Linked DNA regions of Homo sapiens: region 1 is linked to region 2. A link is a contact called in ENCODE Hi-C or POLR2A ChIA-PET data. All regions are on one chromosome and are shown on one strand. Each heading gives the region's core, a stretch centred on a gene start or an enhancer-like site at or near the end of the contact. The rest is flanking DNA. Distances are from core to core; before and after follow the strand shown. Region 1 has its middle 120 kb from the start of ADRA1D. Region 2 has its middle 77 kb from the start of ADRA1D.

Region 1 (2,889 bases), core at 48-2,547, 44 kb after region 2:
AAGTAACTCCTAGCAGACTGTGGCTCCTATGGCATCATTCTAACTCCTGGGAAAAATACTCTTGACATCATGATCCCAACATTCAGTCTGAATGAGTGAGTCTTTTGAAGGCATTTCCAGGGTATTGGCAGGTTATTGGGGTGTCTTGTGGGTGCCCCTTAAGTAATATTGCATTTGTGGCATCTACTCCACTTACACCAAGGGCTGGTCCTCGCCTGTTGATGGTCATTCCAGGTGTAACCATCCAGATCAGAGCTGCTAATTGAGGAACACCCTTCCTCTCTCCCTCAAGGGCGAGCGTGTGACTTTTACTTGAGTGAAATCTTCTGTTGGGGTCCAATTGAACCTGCAGATTGTTCCTGACTGAGTCTTGACTATTAAGAGACTATACTATGTGGGAAAGTACACCATTTAGAAGCAGGGAATAACTTTCTGGAGGAATGTCACAAAAGACCCTCTCTACCTCCCCAGGAGCAAATCCTTCGCCTACAGTTCTTTTTCATTCTACACTTCTCCCGTGCAATGAGACCATAATTAAAACACTGTGAGAAAGAATTAGAAATACTGCTTCTGAACTTTAATTATAAACTCCATACTCAGGTTCCTTGGGGCTTACACAGGCAGTCCACAGTCTTATTTGTTCTCTAGAACTTGGAATCCATTTCTCTACTAAATCATTGTTGGCAACATGCCCAGCCCAGGCCAGTCCACTATGGCTCATGTTAGCCATGGTTACCTGAATTATAGTGTTAACAGTCCTCAACCAGGGTTATCTGGTTGCAAGCAACAGAAAACAATTGTGACAAAAGTTAGCAAGAAAAAGAAATATGTTGGGAAGACATTGGGTAGTGTGTCAGTTAGGGTTCAATGAAGGGAGAAAGTTGTAATGATTATTATGGAATAAGAGATGTAGTAGGAATTTGACCTCACAAAGTTGTAGGAGGAGCTAAGGAAGAGAGGTTCAGCAAGAGGAGTAAGAGGTTCAGAGAAAAGTCATTAACCAGGCCTCTTGAAGCACTGATGTGGGTGGACACGTTGAAGCTTACAGGATCATCAGGGAGCCAGTTACAGCTAGTGCTAGATGGGAACCATGAAGAGGAGCTGGGGAAGAAGTCTAAGGAGGATTACTGCCACTAACTAGTCACAAAGTCAGTGACTTTGTCTGGAGGTGGACTTGCTGTTGGTCTACAGACCTGGCAGTCAGGGGAAACCTAACCTAAGCAGAGTAGAGAGATGAGCCTGAACCTGCTGGCAGTTCAGCACGTATCTCTTGCTGCTGTTACCCGAAAGGAACTGCGGAAAATAACGGATGCTGAGTCACTTCCGCTTTTCAGATCTAGTACAAATTCTTTTTAATCCATTTTAACCTGAAAACATATAGGGAAGGTTGCAGAATCAGAGGAAAAACGATGTGGCCAAGCCCATGACAGATGGGTCTCAGTAGCAGGAACTTGGGGTTAGCTCCAGGCATGATTCAGTTCCAGCCACTTTCTGTCATGTGTGTCAGATTCCACGTTCAAATTCCATGTTCCTGGGAGGGTGGCTGCAGTCAATCTAGCCTGAGCAGAACCAACTCTTTTGTTCAGAGTAGAGTTCTGTGATTTGCAGCCCACTGGAACTATCTGGGAGAGGGAGAGGGGCTCCCTCAAAGAATATATGCTTGCTGGATCAAAAGAGATGGAGTCCATTCTTAGCTCTTTCCACCATTGTTTCAGAGAGAGAAAACTCATTGGCATTTCCAGATTTCTTATAATTCAGCTCCTGCAATGTAGACACTTACGATTTCTCTCCCCTTCTTCTGAAGCCAAAGTCATAGTGTATCACTGGATGGCAGATTTTTTTTTTTTTTGAAACAGACTCTTGCTCTGTCACCCAGGCTAGAGTGCAATGGTGCAATCTCAGCTCACTGCAACCTCTGCCTCCTGGGTTCAAATGATTCTTCTGCCTCAGCCTCCCAAGTAGCTGGGATTACAGGCATGCACCACCATGCCTGGCTAATTTTTGTATTTTAGTAGAGACAGGGTTTTGCTGTGTTGGCCAGGCTGGTCTCAAACTCCTGACCTCAGGTGATCTGTCCGCCTTGGCCTCTCAAAGTGCTGGGATTACAGGCGTGAGCCACCACACCCGGCCTGGATGGCAGATTGAGGAATTAAAATGATTTTGATAGGCTGGACAAATGGACAAAATTGAATGGAGGTAATTATATGCTACAGAAATCAACTGTGCAAAATAGTTCACATGGAAAATATCTTAGGAGGTTTGGTGTTGGGAGGGTCAATTGAGTCAACAGGAGAATGAGGCCTTTAGAAGTTTAATGCCTTTCAGAGCCCTGTTATGAAAAGCTGGTATCCAGAACCAGACTGTAGGCAACTCCCTTGCAGTGCATGAGTCAGGCAGGGCCCCTTGCAGAAGGGCAGGATTTGGGTTTCTGTTGGGCCTGGAGCTAGGAGCCAGCCTTGCCATAGGCCTAGGACCATGGGCTGGATATTCCAGTACGCTTGTGTGTTTCTTGACTGCAAAACAACTGGCTGGACCTGTATTGCTCTGATGTTCTGTGATTCTGTGAGCCCTTGGTGTTCACCTTTAGGGCCGCATGGTTGAGAAGGGGAATCAAAACAGGGAAACAGTAAGGAGAGAGAACTAGAAAATGTGTCCCATATTTAGGAACTGGGGCAGGGAGGGCTTGGGGAGGGCCAACCCTCTAAAACATGAAAGGATTTCCTATGGACTAAAGAGAACACTTATTCTAATTCTTGCACAAGTGGACATGGGCTTTCAGTTTAACATATCCAAGAATGTTCTAAGAGGTGGCCCTGATTGTGAAGTTGTAAGATCTTCATCTCTGGGGGCTTTCAAACAAAGGCTCAGTGACCCCCCCTCAGGAATGCC
Region 2 (2,767 bases), core at 42-2,541:
AGAACACTGGGAAGGGGCCAACACTCATCTTTAGCCACCTCACTTTTGGGCTCTTTATGTTCTCCCATCCTTGTCTCTCTTTCTCCCTTGAATTCTCTAAGGAAGTGGGATGCGACAGACACTGCTGGTGCGCTGTCCATGATCGTGGGTCATACCATTGAGGTACATGCAGGCCCTACAACTTTTAGCTGCCAGCTCCTGAATCTTTCTGCCTAAGGGCTTTCTTTGGAAGCTGAGGTACATTCATCCCCTGCAGCTGGAAGTACTGGAGAATTAACTCCCACCCTACCAGAGTAATTCTCAACAATGGCAAGTGGAAGTTGGTGTATAAATACCCCAGCTTCCTAGCCGCTTGGGTGGGAGAGCTCTCTGTCATGTTCTACATTATCCTCAGAGTTCCCCAGTGTATTTGGGCTCCAGTTGCCCAATAGCAATAACTTTCTGGTTAGCACACTGTGTTGACTACTTTCTCTTCTATTCCCCGTTTCACTTCCCCACTTCCCTATCAGTATTTACCAGAATAACTTTCAATAAATAACTTGCTCTAAAATCCTTGTCTTGGGGTTTGCTTTTGGTGGAGCCTAAATAAGACAGAGGTCTTTCCCTGTAAGTAGGATGGCAAGTCTCTCAGAGGGTGGTTTAGGAAGCAGGTTGGGAAGGGATTTATAGACAGAGGGTTCTTGCCAGAGCCCACTAAACTTTTCCCTGGAGATGGGTCTTATAGACCCCTAGTGCCTCTTAGCTGTTGTCCCTGTGTGCTGCTGCCAGCTGACACTCTTGCTTTGGGTCCCCAAGATAGGCTCCAAAAAGTAGATTCATCTTAGTAAAATCTTCAGTGTCTAATGTGGTGCTCTTGTCATCCCATTAAAGAGGGAGAATATCTGGTCCCTTGGTCAAACAATAAATTCTTCAGAAAATGGTGTAATTACCCTGTGTTTACCATTTGAGTTAATCTAACTTCTACAATATAAGGTTTACTTCAACGACTCCTACCTGCATTTGGCCAGGCCCCAAAAATCTGTAAACTAGAGTAGAAAATATGCTGTCTTTTGCCTGTACAGAGCAATGACGTGTGGGGGCAGAGGTCCCAGGAGGCAAAGAAGGATGAAAGTGGCTCACAGCCTAGGCCTGCTTCATCACTCAACCCCAGGCATTTTCTTCTCTTTTCTTTTTGTTTTTGAAAAATAAGCTCCAGAGAAATGATAAGGAGTTTTAAAAATAAAAGCCAGTGGGGCAGCAGCAGCATCCCTCTCCCTGGCACCTCTCCTCTTCACCCGTGACTCTCAGCACATGCAGGACCCACAGCTCGGTCCCTAGGGCCTTGTTCTCCAGCCTCCTCCGCCACCTTTGGCCCGAGGCCTCTGCCCTGAGGTCCAGCCTGGCCAAGGGTGGCCAGCAGAGCAGGGAGAGTCGGAATGACCCACACACTCAGAGATAAGGCTCCCAATTTGTTGATTCAGGGGCTTAGTTATTCTCTAAATAAACGTTCCTGCTTCAAAAACTTTTCTTTCAAGTGGAGCTGAGTGTTGCCTTCTTACTCTTTCCCAGGGGAGAAGTTTGTGTTTTGCTTTTTCTAAATTTATGTAAACTGTTCCCACACTCACACCCACTAAATACCAAGCTCCTCTGATCCCCCCTTCTCCAGAATGGCCATGGAGCCGGGGTGCTTGGGCTGTGATGAAATCACACATCCTCTTGGAGTCCCATGGGATCAAGTGGCGGTAGGGGCAAGGGGGTTTCTGCTGCAAGACAGGAAACCTGAAGGATTGAGGACAGACAACGCCCTGAGGTCACATAAGAACAGGCAACACAATCTGAGAAAGTCAGTTACTCTGCCTCCATTTTACAGATGAGGAAATTAAAGTGTGAGGGGAGTGGGTTGAGGGGTTAGTGAATCATCCACATGAGTAATGGAAAGTTCAATCCAAGGACTCTGCCCCTATGCTTCTCTGCTTTTCCAATTGATAGTGCAACTTTGTCACTGTAGCAGTTAGCTATGGCCACATAACAAACTTCCCCAGAACTTAGTGGATTAAAACAACAACTATTTACTTAGTTCATAATTTCTATGAGTTGATAATTAACCAGGCTTAGCTGAGTAATTCTTATTCTACTCTCACCTGGGCACATTCCTATGTCTTCAGTCACTCATTTGTCACTAATATTTGATGGCCTCACTCACATGATGTGATTGGCTGGCTGTTGTCTGGTGTGATGGGCGTGGCTGAACTACATGATTTCTTATCCTCTAGAGGGCTAGCCTAGGCTTATTCACAGAGTGGTAGCTGTGGGTTTCCCAAGACCAGCAAGAAAGAAAATTCTAATGCATGAACACTTTTCATGTCACTTCTTGCATCACATTTATTACTGTTCTGTTAGTCAAGCAAGTCACACAGCTAAGCTCAGATTCAACAGGTGGAGGAAGACTTTACCTCTTGATAGAGCAGCAAAGTGACTTTGCAAGGGTGTTGATACAAGGAGGGGAACAACTTTTGGTCCTTTTTGCAATCTACCACTGTTACAAACAGTACAGTGGCCCACCAGGCCATTGGAGGGGAGGGAATAGAGCTCTGCTGTGTCCTCCAAGTGCCGTGCCCAGTGCTCTGTCATTGCCCTACACTGCTGATCATACATTATCTTGGGTTAGGCCATTTGCATCCTTCACCGTCAGTCAGTGGCAGAGAGAGAGAACCTTGAGTGGCTGAGAGATGGGACACTGGGGAGATAAGTTTTGGTGCAGGGAAAAGGATTGAAAGCAAAGAAGCAG

What was found. Hi-C counts contacts between places; a loop is a spot of excess contacts on that map. ChIA-PET counts read pairs that join two places held with the same protein, here RNA polymerase II (POLR2A).
Region 1: a map of astrocyte of the cerebellum shows a loop between it and region 2 (3-fold over the local background). The contact joins two enhancer-like sites. A Hi-C loop is called at or near these places in 1 of 168 maps with a recorded cell type or tissue (astrocyte of the cerebellum). POLR2A ChIA-PET finds 5 or more read pairs at or near these places in 1 of 52 experiments (RWPE1).

Annotation. Positions count from the first base shown.
Region 1 is chr20:4,368,619-4,371,507 of GRCh38, forward strand. No RefSeq gene overlaps it. Among named protein-coding and RNA genes, the nearest start is that of ADRA1D, 120 kb to the left of the region's middle. Within about 2 kb of position 1,298, at least 2 of the 41 ENCODE cell types and tissues checked have a DNase peak (open chromatin) inside an H3K27ac peak, as active enhancers do.
Region 2 is chr20:4,324,645-4,327,411 of GRCh38, forward strand. No RefSeq gene overlaps it. Among named protein-coding and RNA genes, the nearest start is that of ADRA1D, 77 kb to the left of the region's middle. RefSeq lists an enhancer at 1,425-2,624. Within about 2 kb of position 1,292, at least 4 of the 41 ENCODE cell types and tissues checked have a DNase peak (open chromatin) inside an H3K27ac peak, as active enhancers do.